Regions from separate parts of the Homo sapiens genome. Here region 2 is linked to region 1. A link is a loop called in an ENCODE intact Hi-C map of the cell type or tissue named here. Cell type or tissue: Calu3. All regions are shown on one strand. Links, peaks and the distances in the headings refer to the core of each region. The heading gives the core; the rest is flanking DNA.

Region 1 (8,337 bases), core at 267-8,266:
TCACTGGCAGACCTAATTTCAGAATACATAATGCATGATTTTGAAACCAATTTGTTATTGTAATAAAATATTTTTTAGGAATGCATGGAAGTACTCAAGAGGAGACTGTTAAATTATACATGCATTGTGGCCGAGTGGATTCATTTAGCTCAGTCTGCAGGTGAATCTCCCTGTGACCTTGGCACTTGCTGGCTAGTATAGAATAACAATCAAAGCTTGGATTGGAAATCTGACCATTTCCAAATATTAACAACTTCTTTCAAAGGAAATGCTGATTTCAGCATTTATGTTAATGGGAACATCGGTATCTCTTTCGGAGTTTTTAGGGCAGGGGAGAGAAATTAAAAAAAAAAAAAAGCAGCCATGATCTTAATAGGATTAAAAGCCAGGCTTTTTATTTTCAAAATGCTCATTTGTTTTCTGCATTCTGTTTTCGTATCAGGGCTGTTATTCACTACTCTAGGATCCACAGCCCACGGAAGACTCACAGAATTGCATTGGTAACGACAGGAAGGTGACATAAAAGGTTTCTGTCTGAAAGGAATTCTATATTCCTTCCCATCCCATTTTCTCCTTTCTTATAAGTCAGCTTGGGAAAGAGCATTCTGAGATAGAGGGTGGAGAGGACAGACATGCTAAGGTCCCTGGCTTGACTTCTCTCTATTCCCCTTCCACATTAGGGCACACACTTGAATCATTAGAGAGGCATTAATTGAAACAGCCTGTGACCCATGCGAATCAGATGAACTGCCTGGGCTGGAGAAGTTTAGCTGTGAAGTTGAGTCGCCGGAGGCACATGACATTCTGTAATCTTCTTATCTCGGAGGCTTTCCACCGGCAGCTCACCCACGGCTGTCTGTCGGAGCCGGACAGCGGGGCATGGAGAGTGGCCCAGAATGGAGACGATAATTTACCATGTAATCTGTTTTGAGATTCCTTTGATAGATTTCACCACCAAAGAAATTTGCAAGAGGATGAGACCCCGGAAGCTCTGAAGCCAGCTCGATCCTGTGGCTAGAGGGGGGCCAGCTCCATGCTGCAGCCTCGCACAATGGCAATGACGGTGGTGAATGGGACTCACCTGGACTTACCCGGTGGGAAGAGGGCTTTTCTCCCTTTTCTCTTTCCTTCCCCTTTCTTGTCCAACTGTGGGAGGAAGAGAGGACGTCGAAAATCAAGTTCCACACGGGTTGATTTCATCAGTCAACGGGTTGATTTTTGGGTGTAGCACTGCAAAAAGGCAGGTAATTTGGGAGCTCTGGTCTGTTTGGCAAATCACCCATCCCATTGTGGGGGAATGCATGTTCCTGTTTTGGCATAGCAGGTGTGCTAAGACAAGGCAGGTTTCCCCTAGCTGCCTTATTTAGGGGCTGTTACAAATGGAAAGATGACGGAAATGCCCACAAAGACATTAACAAAAATATTCCAACTCTTAAAACTGTTTTCTGAAAACCAGGGAAAAGAATATCAGAGGAAAAAGACCCACGCTTTGGGTTTTCTCACTTGTGTTTTTAATAGTTGCTTAATGACCTATAATGTCACTTTCCTAAGAAAACAAACGTAAAGGAATTTAGTAACTTAAAAACAAAGGGAGACGGGGGAGAAGGACGTTTTCTTCCAGCCTCTGAAAGAAACCAAACTGACTACTTTCTGCGGTGCTTTGAATGGTGTTTGTGACATTCACTTTTCCTTCCTGACCCTTTGTTGAAGAACGTAATTTGAGGACTCTTTCTTTTTCCTGCCAGAAGAGTTGGTTGGTTGGGGTGGTACTTTGTTTTCTGTTTGAAGGAACAGCAGATAAAAGGAGAGGCATCATCTACATTTTGCTTAGTACATTGGTTTACGTTCAATGTCCTTTTGAGAAAAAAAAATCTTTCAATTAGCATTTTTCACTGAAACAAAGAGTTTGTTCTGTTCAAGGCTCGTTATTGAAAAATTCGAAGGTATACAATATTGTTGCCTGTTGACATGAAGATGATCTGTGAGTCATGTCTTAATTAAAAGGGCTCTTAAGCTACAAGGGACGCAGGCAAATCCAGACTCGGAATGAGAACAAAATAAATGGATGAAGTCAGTCAACATCCCTTCCAACTCAAAAGGATATTCTCTGTCTTCACATGGAGGTTGAGTATGGACTGTGGGATCTAAGGAAAGAGAAGACGCTGGACATTGGTTCCATGGAATGACCTTGGCAAACGAGAATGTTGTGTGTAGAGAAAAATGCAGTTGAAGAGGGCTGGTGTTATCCTGGTAGAGAAAGCACTGGCAGGATGTCCCAACTAAGGGAGATGAGGAGCTCTTCTGGGGATGACAGTGACCATTGTTCTCCATCTTCTATAAGTTCAGAGGAAGAGAACTTGGAGGATTAGTTCAAAGGAAGAAAAGTTGTGAATGCTTGAAATTGAACAGTGTTTCCCCAGAATTCATGTCTACCTAGAATCTTAGCATGTGATCTTATTTGGATATACGGCCTTTGCAGATGTAATCAGTAAGGAGCTGCAGATGTAATCAGTAAGGAGCTCCAGATGAAATCATCCTGGATTTAGGAGATTAGTGTCCAATGACTAGTGTTCTTATTAAAAAACAAACAAACAAAAAACAAGAGGGACCCATCGGTAATCCCAGCACTTTGGGAGGCTGAGGTGGGAGGATCGTCTGAGCCCAGAAGTTTGACAACAGCCTGAACAACAAAGGGATACCCCCCTATCTCTACAAAAAATTTTCAAAGTTAGCTCAGTGTTGGCTGGGTGCAGTGGCTCGTGCCTGTAATCCCAACACTTTGGGAGGCCAAGGCAGGCGGATCACCTGAGGTTGGGAGTTCGAGAACAGCCTGACCAACATGGAGAAACCCCGTGTCTACTAAAAATACAAAAATTAGCTGGGTGTGGTGGCATGTGCCTGTAATCCCAGCTACTCTGGAGGCTGAGGCAGGAGAACTGCTTGAACCTGGGAGGCAGAGGTTGCAGTGAGCCGAGATCGCGCCACCCATTGCGCTCCAGCCTGGACAACAAGAGTGAAACTCTGTCTCCAAAAAAAAAAAAAAAAAAAAAAGTTAGCTTGGTGTGATGGTCTGCACCTATAGTCCCAGCTACTCAGGAAGCTGAGGTGGGAGGATTGCTTGAGCCCAGGAGTTTGAGGCCACAGGAATATGTGTGACACACAGAGACACTGGGGAAAACCACATAAAAGCAGAAAGATTGGGATGATGAGTCTACAAAGCCAAGGAGTGCAAAGGACACCGGAGCCACCAGAAGCTAGGAGTGTGGCATGGAATGAATTCTCCCTCGGAGCCTCCAGAAGGAATCAGCCCGGTTGATACCTTGATTTCAGACTTCTGCCTTCCAGAACTATCAGACAATACACTCAGTAAGCCACTGAGTTTGTGGGAATTTGGTATGGCAGCTCTGGGAAACTCATACAGCCAGAAATGTACCACCCATTGTGGGTATTTTAGGTCTATGAGGAGATCATCTCAACAGGAGAAGCCATCTGATTTTCCCTTGCCATCTGCAGAGGCCTCTCAGTCTGGCTTATATGACACATGGCTATGAAGGCACTGGTGGGACCAGGGCCTTCCTGCCCGCATGTGGAGACAGACCTTCAGCCCTATCAGGAGAGAGATGAGGCTGCACCAGGAGAGGGTGCTCTGGGAGCCTCAGGCTAGTGTTTCTACAGCATTGCCACAGCTCTGCATGAGCAGGAAGCTTAGACCAGGGGTCTTCTACCCAGGTGGATCTAAATCCAAGTATCGTCAGAACTCATCTTTTCTCCTTGGGATCCCCCCCATCCCGGCCCAAATTTTTATGTGTTACTTTTTAAATCCTAGAATTTGGCCAAGGATTCTTGAGAACACAGAGAGAGTCACCAAGACCCCACTGGTCCCCTGACTAGCAACACGAGTGAGGCACAGGATGTAAGTTGCATCGGTGCATTCAGAACTCCCTAGCTTGGCAGATGTTGATGGAAGCCCTATTGAGAATTCTTACTTCACATAAAAAAGGGACTAACCTGTGTAGGAGAGTAAAAAAAGGCACTAAACCTAGACTTAGAAGGGAGATCCAGATTGGGCTGAGTTATCTTGGACAAGTCACACAACCTAAGGGGACCTTATTTTTCTCATTTATATATTTAGAACACGAGACTAGCTGAGTCTGAGGAATAAACAGGACAATGTGTGTGAAAACATTTGTAAACTATTAAGTGCCCCGAAAACCTTGAGTATTCGAGGTAACCTTTCGGGAAAAGGACGCACAGTTAATTTTTTACCCCTTAGCACCACCTTGTGTCCAAGTTACTACTCTTGAGTTTTAGAAGTTCTACGTTACAGAATGGACCAGAGGCCATTGAAGAATTCATCGGGGTTTTCTTCCTGATGCCATCAATGTGAAACTAAAGAGTAAAATTGATAAGTTTTGTAGAACCTCACTACTTCCTTAGAATTATCATCAGATGCAAATATTTGAGGGTAATGTCTTTTTTTTTTTTTGAGATGGGGTCTGGCTCTGTTGCTCAGGCCAGAGTGAAATGGCACTATCTCGGCTCACTGCAGCTTCCACCTCCTGAGTTTAAGCGATTCTCCTGTCTCAGCCTCCCGAATAGCTGGGACTACAGGTATGTGCCACCACATCCAGCTACGTGTTTGTATTTTTAGTAGAGATGGGGTTTCACCATGTTGGCCATGCTCTTCGCAATCTCTTGACCTCAGGTGATCTGCCCGCCTTGGCCTCCCAAAATGGTAGGATTACAGGCATGAGCCACCGTGCCTGGCCTCATACTGTTTCTTACTACTCAGAAAGCATGACGACTTAGAGGCATCCCCAAACCCATCTATTCCAGTTTGCTTTTTTCCTAAGAGAACAAAGAGACACCTCAAAGTTAAATACATTGCATAGCTACCAGCATTTAAGAACATGACGTGGAGATGACAGCATTTTGGAAAATTTACCATCTAATTTTTATAACCTGAGCAGACTTGAACACTAGGTGTAGAGACCTCAGTGGTACAATTTTGAAGTATAGGGAGTAGGAGTGGGTCAGGCTGGAAAACAGAGCCGGTGGAAGTTCTAATGCTCAGGGTGGCCAGAGGGCCTGATTATAGAATACAGGGGGATGTTGGGTCTGAGCTATGCCCTTGTTTGTACAGAGTTTGCTCTGGCTGGGGTAGGGATGCAGGAAGATGGGTGGAAGAGAGGCAGTCAAGGAGCCAGAGTCTTGAGATAATGGTGGCAATAACTGGAATCCCATGTAGTGATGCTGGAACTTACATCTTAGGATGCTTGATATAATTTGAGCGTAGAGAAAGCAAGGCCCATCTTGAAGGGATAGAACCGAGGGATAATGGAGATGAAGCAGGGGCTAGCATTTTGGATGAGAACTGGGATGTAAACCCCAGCGTGGGGTCAAAGCATGGAATCGGCGGAAGCTGTGGCTCAGCAAGCCTGCAGGCACCAAACCCTTGGCCCAGGGCACCTGGGGTTATGCAGAGAGCGAGGATGATGGTGACCATGATACGTGGCCGTCTATTTCCCACAAACTCAGGATAGGGAGAGGCTGAACCAAACCCAGAGGTCAAATGTTTTCTACACATCTAGATGGAGACTTGTGACAGGTAGGAAGCAAACACTCCCTCACCCTCGCTAGTCCTTGCTCTGACCTAGCGACAAAACCATAGTTAGGCTTGGCCTATGGTCTATCCCTAGTGTGTGTCCTGCTTTGGATTTCAATTGAAGCCATTTTTGAATTAACTCATTCACTTGCTTCTTTTTTATGAAGAAATTTTAAAGAAATGCTTTGAGTCCCTTGAGAAGTTGATCTAGCAGTCTTCATCCAAGATGCTATTATTGCATCATTTTTCTTTGGGTGTTTTGCCTTCCCACCTAGATTACAAACTCCTCAAGGATATTGTCTATACTTTAAAATTTTTTTTCTCTTGATAAAAAGAATCCTAGGACTCCAAAACAAAATGTTCTAAGAACGCAAGGCTAGGAGCATAACCTGTTCCAGGTGGTAATCAGTTTCCTTCTGCATTTTGACAGGTAGAAGGGCAGGGATGGGGGACTGCAGGATGTGGAGGGTGGGAGGATAGGAAGTGATGTTGTACTTAGATTATTGCTGTTTCACGCAACACAGAGCCAGGCAGGAACCAATCACATCCCTAATACTGTAGATTATTACATGTAATATTAATGAGTGTAAAAATTGGACCTTTAAGACTGCACTTTCAGGGAGGCTGAGGCGGGCGGATCACGAGGTCAGGAGATCAAGACTATCCTGGCTAACACGGTGAAACCCCGTCTCTGCTAAAAATACATAAAAATTAGCCGGGCATGGTGGCGCGTGCCTGTAGTCCCAGCTACTTTGGAGGCTGAGGCAGGAGAATGGCGTGGAGGCAGGAGAATGGTGTGAACCCAGGAGGCAGAGCTTGCAGTGAGCCGAGATCACACCAATGCGCTCCAGCCCGGGTGGCAGAGTGAGACTCCCTCTCAAAAAAAAAAACAAAAACAAAACAAAAACAAAACACACACACACACACACACACACACACACACACACACACACACACACACACAACAAAACAAAAAAAACAAAAAAAGACTGCACTTTCAGAGGCTGCCCACCTCCTTTAGCACCTCCTCCCTTGACAAAGTCTTGGTCTTTGTTTTCGTCTGTAAAGACCCTGGGTACTGCTGGTTAACTGAAATTTTCCAGAGCAATATTTTGAATCACTGGCTTTAGAACTGCCACTGAATGGTTTACACGTATTTCAAGCAAAGGTTTCCCTTATGGGAGGCAAGGATTTTCTGCTTATCTTCCTGTAATGGCGCAGTAGCCTTGCTAGGGGGTGGATTCTGAAGTATCACTTAACAGCAATCCATTTCCTTAAGATTCTTGATAGCATGGTTTGTATTTCACCACTAATAAATAGGACCAGTTTCATAGAAAGGCTTTTAAAAACATGGGGACATTTGATTTGCCTGTACTCTTTTTTATTTCCAAATAATTTTGTCTGTTCTTTTTTTTTTTGACCCTCTCAATGTCATTTTAAAGCCATCTTTCAAAAGGGAGAAATCATCTCTGCCTTCTCTGGTGAGACAAGTGAATGAAGAGAGGCTTTTCACAGCCACTTTTTTTTTTTTTTTTTTTTGAGACGGAGTCTGGCTCTGTCGCCCAGGCTGGAGTTCAGTGGCGCCATCTCGGGTCACTGCAAGCTCCGCCTCCCAGGTTCACGCCATTCTCCCGCCTCAGCCTCCGGAGTAGCTGGGATTACAGGCGCACGCTACCACGCCCAGCTAATTTTTATGTATTTTTAGTAGAGACAGGGTTTCACCGTGTTAGCCAGGATGGTCTCGATCTCCTGACCTCGTGATCCGCCCGCCTTGGCCTCCCAAAGTGCTGGGATTACAGGTGTGAGCCACCGCGCCCGGCCTCTCATAGCCACTTCTTAAGATGGACACACCACTGTGGCCCTTTGCAATTCAGAACTTCAGGGCACAACCTTCAGTCTAGAACATTTTAGTGACGACTTTGACAGAGAAATTCCTAGGGTAGGTGCTATCTTGGCAGAACCTAGGGAATATTCAGATCCAAAATGCATTGCCCAAATCCCAAATATTTTGCTGCAGCAGATACATTGACTAGACTGTCTTTGAAGGAGGATGTTAATGACTATATCCCACTTGGATGCTAAAACATGTATTCGCTTGTCTCAAAAGAGTTACTCTGTAGATTTTTAGAGCTCTTTTATTTTAAACAAAATCTATTTCAGCACTTTCTTCCCAAGTTAGGAACCTAGGTGCATTCAGGTTTTTCATTTTTCAAAGTTGAAATGCAAAACTGCTCCAGAGTGGAGAGGAGGCCCCCACAGCTTAGCCCAGTCATCCTGATGCCCACAGAGACAGATCAAATACACTATGAGGGCCCGGAACAATTAAAATGGACTTTTGATTAGTATTATTGTCATAGAACTCGGCAGTTTTGTTTCCTTTTGAGGAATAAGCCTATTTTAGGTAGCTGGATTTTTGTTGTAATCAGAAGGGAAAAGAGAAAGAAATCACTGGGAGAGAGTTAGTTGTCTTCAGTAAAGTATAAGAATAATAAACCCTAGTTATTTTGAACTTGAAAAATTCCAAATTTATGATAAGTTGACTTGTTAAGAGAAAGTTTAGGTGTCTGTTACCTTTCCACTAATTTTCTAAATTTGGACTGTGGCAAAATATGGTGGAGCATTTTAAAGCAAAAGTAATTAAACTGTTTTTAAGGGTTTGAGCTAATTAAATTTGATATGTAAGTATTTAACTCTTGTTATCTGCATATCTTTTCTAAGGCCTTCTACTTAGA
Region 2 (8,337 bases), core at 192-8,191, 390 kb before region 1:
TTCCCAGCACCAGTGTAAAAGCATTCCTATTTCTCCACATCCTCTCCAACATCTGTTGTTTCCTGACTTTTTAATTATTGCCATTCTAACTGGAGCGTTGATTGGTATTATATTTAATTAATAGATTATTGGAAGGTGCATTTCCATCTTGAAATAGAGTCTTGCCATCCATGAGCAAACTATAGCTCTCCACATCTTCAACTCTTTCACTGGACCTTGAAGACTTTCTCTTCCAGCAGCTGCATGTGGGGATCAGTCAAATAAGCTTTTCTGGAAGTGCACACTGGTTCCTCCCATTCCTGCCAGTTCCCTAAGCCCAGCAAGGATCCTCCCTTATCCATGCTCTGTTCTGCTTCCCGTGGATGAAGGCACCGTGGATGTGGGGATCCTCAATGCTGCTTCTGGTCAGCCGTCACTTAGGGTTTTGCTGCTGGAGTCCAGCTGCTCACATGAGAGTGGAATAGAGGACTAGAAATTGGAGGCTAAGACATAGGCAGTAGGTGCGGAGAAGAAACCTGACAACTCCAGCCATTGTGGGTGTACAATTATTTCCTGGGCCCAGTTTCTCTCTATGTTCTAAGTGTTTTGGAACATAGTCTCCAGATATGCTTGGGTTGAAATCCCATCTCCACCACACAGTAGCCAGGGAAAGGAGCTTAACTTATTTGGAACTCAGTTTCTTCATTTCTAGGGAACCTCTGGGGGTGGTTGTGAGGATTTAAAGGGGTAAAGTCGGTAAAGTGCTGAGAACAGTGCTAGTACTGGACTCTTAGGGGCTTATTTGCTGCTCTATTATCACCATTATTATTGTTACTGTTACTATGGTATTGAACTATATGGATTGAAGTTGATATTTTCCAATCTGTGCTTTATTTAGAAATGAACGTCCAAGGACATACTCTGTCTAACCTACTGGAGGTTGACAGCATCTATTAGTGTATTCAAGGCTCTTACCTGTAAACAAACTGTTTAAGCAAATGATTTCCAAACTCACCTGTCCGTTGAGCTCCCTCATTTTCTGAGGAATACCTGTTGAAATCTGCAGTTAGTATTCCATAAAAGACAATTTGAGGAACAATGCTTGTAAAAATTATATATAGTACAGGAAGAATTAGAGTACAAGAAGACATCCCAAGAAGGTATATTCTTAATGGAGTGTTTGAAAACAGAGGTTAGCTAAAGCACATAGAGTGGTGTTGGTGAGAATTCTCTGATTAGTTAAAAAAGAATCCCTTAAATATATCAAAAAATCCATACCATACGTTAGCCAAACAGCTGCCACCAATTGCAAACACATTCAGGTAATTTAAGCCATTGAAAAAGGAGAGGCAGTTTTTTTAAAGCAAAAGTGTCCTATTTTTGGTGCTGATATTGTAGCCTGGTGCCAAGGCAAAATTTGATTCATTTCATAGAAGCCCTGTTGGACTTTTTCCTGAAGGTAGGAAGACTAATTTCTTGGTATTTATCATAGTTTATTTACTGTCTGTTTTTGTTTCTTCAAATAACTCCAATTGTAGTTGGGAATGATATTTTGGGAACTTGGGGAATGCTGTTAGGAGATATACTGACTTTTCCCTGTGCCCTTTTCCCCTCATATGTATTTTGTTATTTCCATACACTTATTCCTTACCAGAAACAGCCCATGAAAATGTCTGATGAGTTAATTGCTTTGAACCAAGAACAAAATGCAAAAGCAAGGCAAAGGGGAGGAAGCTACACACCGCCTACGTGCCCCCTATTGAATTTTCCAGAATCATAAGATCACTGTCCTCCCTACTCTTACAGGGCTGAAGGAAAAGTGAACATGCTAGTTTTTTGGTTTTCTTTTTCTTTTTCTTTTCTTTTCTTTTTTTTTTTTTTTGAGACGGAGTCTTGCTCCGTTGCCCAGGCTGGAGTGCAATGGTACTATCTCAGCTTACTGCAACCTTCGCCTCCCAGGTTCAAGTGATTCTCCTGCCTCAGCCTCCTGAGTAGCTGGGACTACAGGCGCATGCTGCCACGCCCAGCTGATTTTCCTCAAATGTTCTTTCTTAGGATAGCTTTCCCAAGACTATCTTTGACCACTTTCTAATTTTCCCTCCTCTCCCCACCACCCCATGACACTGTTTATTACAGTAGGATGGTACCTTATTGTAGGCTTCTAATGGATTTGAAAGCTGCCAGGGCAGGGACCTTTTAGAGAAGGTATAACAAAGCAGGGGACTGGACCTGCGGAATAAATTCTGGGGAGGGTCATTGGTCTTTACACTGTTTCCTCATTTCTCCAAAATGCAGATTAGGCCCATTAAAGTGCTCTATAAGATAAAGTAAGCAGTAAAGCCCAGATGATTTGCCGATAAGCTATAATATCTCCAGTTCACATGTGTTAGAATAAAATATCTAGCCTAAGTTCTATGTACTTCTAGAATCTTAAAAACAATTATAGCCTTAGTTTCCATGGCTTGTGTTAGTTCTTTTAACAGACTCATGCTTTTAAATAAGATGTCTTGGGTCAAATTGAATTAGGAATGTTTTGTTGTTTTACAGTTTTATGGATGGTGTTTTATAAATGTCTCCTATTTCTTCTCAATCAGACTTCATAAAACTGCTTAAAAATCAACGAATTAGTTAGAAATCAAGTTAAAGTAATAACTTTTGATTTATCTGTCAAATATATTTTTCATGGGACTTAATCACCATTGTTTTTAAACAGAAACATTAAAATACAAAATGAGGCTTGTTTTTCATTTTTTAAAAAAGGAATCAGTAACACTTGCAATGTGTAAACATTGTTCTCTGGTAAATTATAATCAGATTGCTGTTGGATTACATGTACATTGTGCTAATGCTCAAAGATTTTTTTCTAGTGATGTCATTACAGGGTATGAGTAGACAGGATCTGTCACTATTAAAAGAGACTGTGCTAACAATTCGCTGCAGAGCAAGGGTTACCCCAAGTAACAAGGGGTAACTTGATTGGAGTAGGATTGGTTAGAATTTGTAAAGACGCACTTCTTTGTATTGAGACGAACTTTTATATGTTATATCCTAACTCCTTCCAGGTCAAGAGTCATTAAACACAGAGCATTTTATTCATTTAAAGAGTATCTTCAGTGCCGCCAAATACAGCTCTGTGTACCATTGACTTTACAATAGGATCAAATGATAGAAAAGTTGAGCCTCGCAGAAGAAAGTTTTTCTCTTTGTGCATGCCTCTGTTATCATTGTAAAGATAAAATAAGAAGTGAATGGTCACGCAAACGGGTTTTAAAGCAGATGCTTTTTATTTCATACTCTTTCTTCCTGTTTTTTACTCCACTATGGTGAATGCCTTTGGACTGGTTTTCATTGAAAGAGGACAGGAGGCAGCTGTGATTCTGATGTGTCCACTAGTGGGCACTGCAGTGCTTCTAACGTTCTGTATATTTTAAAATCTGGGCACAGGATAAAAAAATCGTATAGTGAATGGTGAGTTTCCGCCCCTTCAGAGCTTCTGTCCTGTCAAAAAGACACCAAAAATACACTTGGAAGATTATATCTACTTAAATTATTTACTAAAATTTTAGAACAAAATAGCATGCTTGAGATTGTGCCTCAGTTTTTTGCTGGCATTCATTTATATTTGTGAATTGTCACATTTATTCTTGTTTGACAGGCATACACTTTGAAGTCCACATTATGCAAAAAAGGAAAGGTACGTAATGCCAGAGTCCAAATTAACAATATTTATTAGGAGAAAATCCTGCCTTTTCCTATTAAAGAAAAACATTTAACAGGGTTGGTTTATGTAATTTTGAGCAAGAAGCAGTGCAGTTGTGGCTAAGATGTCTATTTGATATTTAGGGAAGAATTTGATGCTTTAATAAGGGAATCCTCCGTCTCCCTCATCCATCATCCACCATCCTCATCCATCCAAACACCACTGTAAATTTGTCAGAGCCTTTTCCATATTCAGTACTTGTATAAATAATGGCTGCTGTGCTTTGAAAAAAGGGAAATGTACGTTTTCCAGCTATGTTATATATCTGATCACAGTCATGGAGACATCTCATAGTTTTTGTTTTGCATTGCTCGGCCTCGGTGCATATAATTTAAGCCCCAGAGCCAGAGGACATTTTTGTGTGTCGACTCTTATTGTGGTTAGTACTTGCCAAAATGAAATTGGTTTCTTTTTTTGCGGGGAGGGTGGGTGCGGCGGTGCAGAGGGGAGCGTTCCTACAGCAGAGGAAACACAGCTCCTGCTCCATTACTACGCTTTTATCATTGCCCATCGCTTCTCCTTCTCTCCTTTGCTATCTTAGGGATTATGCGGGTTCTCTGCAATATTCTGAAATTAATCAAAGCAAGCAAAACCCCATGCCTTATTATCCATCACGGGAAGAGAGTGGTTTCCACAATCCAGACGGCTTTGTGATGTTGTCCAGTTGTGTAACTAGAATTTTATTATCTTTTAAAAGAAGCTTCTGGTTTTTATACAATGAAATCTTTTCATGTTTAACTTGTACGAGCGATGGATCGCTCCATGTGAGTATGACAAAGGATATGAATTTAACCAATAGGCTGTTTCTCTTATTTAAATAAGAAACTGATCTGTGAACAATGTCTATTTCTTTCTTTGATTTTTAGCATAGCAGAACAGCTGTATGTCCCTAATGTAGTTTGGGTCATAAAAGCTTTCTATGCAATGAGATAGGAACAAACTTACAGGATGCTTATCTGGACCTTGTGTTCTATCTCATCTTTTTATAATCATGCTCTACAAATTATTGTTTCCCACTAAATTGGTGGCCATTGTACAGATTGCAGACACTTAGTTTGATTGAAAGTAATAAAAGGAGATTATCCACTGAGTTGGTTGAGTGAAGGTTCTGATATGACCCACTGCCTAGAGTGAAAAGAATTAATCTTATAAACCCGACTCACTTCTGCCATGCTTTGAAAAACCGCCAGGAATGCATTAGACCCTTTTTGTCTTTAGTCCACTGAAAGCTAAAGGTGGGTGGGGCAGACCTGATGTAGAAACCAAATAGGCCATGGCCTGAGTGTTATGCTTTGAGTGGCATCTTGAACTGTGGTGGGGTCTTTTTTTCTTGCTCCCTGAATGATGCATTTCTATCACGACAATCTTGGGGGAGAAGGAGTGTAGTTTTTATTTAGTAGGTGTATATATATTATTCTTTGTGCCAGGCACTGTTTTATATTCTAGGTTTAGAATCAAAACTTATTTTTGTATGTTATCATGAAATAGAATATTATTATGCCAACTTGAAGAGTGTGGAAACAGGTATAAGGAAGTATAGTGCAGGGTCCTACAGCAAATAGGTAGATGACCTGAGATTCAAATCCAAGCTATCCCCACACCCCCATCAAAGCACTTTCTTGTAAATATCATATTCTCCTGCCTACTCTAAGAGAGCAAGGAGGAAACGTTATCTCCAGGAGACCAGGGTGAGATTATGCAGCATGCCCAACTCCAGGCTGGGACATGGAGGCTCTCAGGGGGAAGAAAATGAATGAATGAGCTCCTGATGAAGGGAGAACCTTCTGTCCTTTTAAGGAAATAGCATTGTGGGCTTAGAAGACAAGCTTTGGAGCCAGTCGAACTTGAAAGCATAGGCATCCTGACTCTCCCCTTAATTGATTTTGTGACTGAAAGCAACATTACTAACCTCTTTGAGTCTCTGTTGCTGTCTCCTTAATAAGCCTCTCAGGTTGTTGGGAACCTGCGGGAAGATGGCCTGTGACTACTGGATGGCAGACACTAGCATGGCGGGCTGTCCAAAGACAGGATGTGCTGCCTGGAGTGGGAGGTTGGAGGTTGAGAATGGTATTTGGCACCAGGAAAAAGGCAGAGCAAGTCACAAGGAGCAGCTTCCCACATCTCACACTGGAAGAATCTTAAGGCACCTAAACCACATGACAATTCCCAACCTAGAGGCAACAAGTAGTGGGACATAGTAGGACGTCAAACCTACCTCCATGACTTTTGGATCCTAGAGAGAGAACTCTTTCCCCAGAGCTACTTTCAGGATAAGCTTCAGGCAGAAATGGTAGCATCAACTCTGGTCTTTATTTTAACTATGTAATTTTCAGTGAGTGTCTGAAACATCATAGAATGCTCACATCCAGTCTTCTTTCCATTTATGGAGGCAGCCATGGGTTAATGAGGGAGGAAAGGGGAAAGCATCTCTTCTATCCATGTTTCTCTTTATATCTTGATTTCTGCCTGTTGTGGGGGCAAAAAGGAAACATTGTGCTGGAGCTGCTGATGGGAATCTAAATGACCACAGTCACTACGGAAAGCAGGACGGAAGTTTCTCAAAACATTCAAAACAGAGCTACTATATGATCCAGCAATCCCACTACTGGGTGTATATCCAAAGAAAATGAAATCAGTATGTTGAAGAGAGATGTGTGCACTTCCTTGTTCATTGCAGGATTTTTCACAGTAGCCAAGACATGGAATCAAACTAAGTGTCCCTCAGTGGGTAAATTAATCCAGAAGGTATGGATATATATGTACACACCATACTTTCTGTATGTATATATACTTTCTATATGTATGTGTGTATATATATATACACACACACATACATACACACACAATGAAATAGTATTCAGGTTTAAAAAAGAAAGAAATCCTGTGATTTGTGACAACATGGATGAACCTGGAAGACAAATACCTCAGTACCCCACTTATATGTGGAATCTAAAAAAATTGAACTCATTGGAGCATAGAATGGTGCCTACTTGCAGGTTGGAGAGATGGTCAAAGAACATAAAATTTCAGTTAGGAGGAATAAGTTCAAGAGGTGTATTGTACAACATGGTGACTATATTAATAATCATGTGTCTTATTTTGAAAATTGCTGAGAGTGGATTTTAGTGCTCCCACCACACAAATGGTATGTGAGGTAATGTATATGTTAGCTTAGTTGAGTCATTCTGCAATGAATATGTATTTCAAAACAACATGTTGTACATAATAAATACACAAGATGTTGTCTATGTTAAAAACCCATCGGACTGGAAATAGTTCCTTTCACTGAAACTCTTCAGATCATTTTGTTTGAGGGTGTTTTCCTTTGATCTCCAGCCTTTTATTGTTGATGTTTTGGTTGTTGATTGTAGCAATTCATTTTCTCAAAGCTGCCCCTTTTTCAATCTTGAAATCTGATCGGATAAAACGAAGGAGGGAAAAGGAAAGAGTAAGAGGTAAGGAGGTCAAGAGGATAAATGAAGTGGGATCAGGCTGGGAGGGAATCTGGATGGCTGTTATTCTGCAGGTTAGCATGCTAAGGGCTGTTTTGTGGCTTGAACTGAACAACTGGCACCTCTGGAAACCTGGTCTATGTTGTGTGTGTGTGTGTGTGTGTGTGTGTGTGCGTGTGTACACTCAGAATTCAATGTTAGTTTCTTCCTACCTTACTAGTATTCAGGGTTGCCTTTATTAACCACTAGTGGAATCAAATGACACATTCACAGTATCTTGTCTATGTGGTTCCAAAGTCAGCAAGACTGATCTTACATTTTTTGACATTGCTATTCAGGTCACTTCAACCTAAAGAAACTGAGTCTACCACTGCCTCTCTGGCAGAGAAATCATGTGCTCTCTCTAACCCAGGTCTTTAGATGTAAAAGAACTGGTAACTGGGAGGTCAAGGGCTCAATCTGTTTTTGTTTCTTGGTAAGTCTAAAAGGTTTATTGTCTAGTGTCTGCACAAACCCGGGGGTGGGGAGGGTTGGGATTATGAGTGGAGAGAGTGATTCAGTACCCTCTTTTTTTTTTTTTTTTTTTTGAGACAGAGTCTCACTCTGTTGCCCAGGCTGGAGGGCAGTGGTGCGATCTCAGCTCACTGCAACGTCCACCTCCTGGGTTCAAGCGATTCTTGTGCCTCAGCCTCCCAAGTACAGGTGCCCACCACTATGCCCAGTTAATTTTTGTATTTTTAGTAGAGACAGGGTTTCACCATGTTGGCCAGGCTGGTCTCGAACTCCTGACCCAAGTGATTCACCTGCCTTGGCCTCCCAAAGTGCTGGGATTACAGGTGTGAGCCACCATGCCCAGCCTCAGTGCCCTCTTGATTTCTGAATTTTTATGTTATGGGGGTTGCCTCTTTCTGTCCCTATGACATGGCTCTTGGGGTGTAGGTGTGATGTGAATGCTCTGTAGCGTCCCTTGGGCATCTGGCTAGGGTTTTGCCTGACAGCCATGAAAGCATGCTAGCTGCATGAAGTCCTCATCTGTTCCTTCCATTCTTATCCTTTCCGAGGGAAGGAATGAAGGAAGGACTGAGGGGGAAAGTCCCTGGAGTCAGGCTGTGGCCTTTCTCCCCCAGCTTCCCCCTTGCCTTTTGT

The links. Hi-C counts contacts between places; a loop is a spot of excess contacts. Peaks named below come from ENCODE experiments on the same cell type or tissue, not always from the same donor. Only the 100,000 strongest peaks of a DNase experiment are listed, where the experiment ranks them.
Region 2: it touches region 1 in a loop (13-fold over the local background); 21 of 110 quality-filtered maps call a loop at or near these places.

What each region holds. Positions count from the first base shown.
Region 1 is chr16:73,561,403-73,569,739 of GRCh38, reverse strand. It overlaps a transcript of ZFHX3 not described here. Among named protein-coding and RNA genes, the nearest start is that of TRK-TTT1-1, 87 kb to the right of the region's middle. In Calu3, for the core only: no CTCF peak of the experiment used is centred there; a DNase peak (open chromatin) is centred at 4,269.
Region 2 is chr16:73,951,822-73,960,158 of GRCh38, reverse strand. No RefSeq gene overlaps it. Among named protein-coding and RNA genes, the nearest start is that of PSMD7-DT, 260 kb to the left of the region's middle. In Calu3, for the core only: a CTCF peak has its summit at 3,364 (motif pointing right); a DNase peak (open chromatin) is centred at 3,378.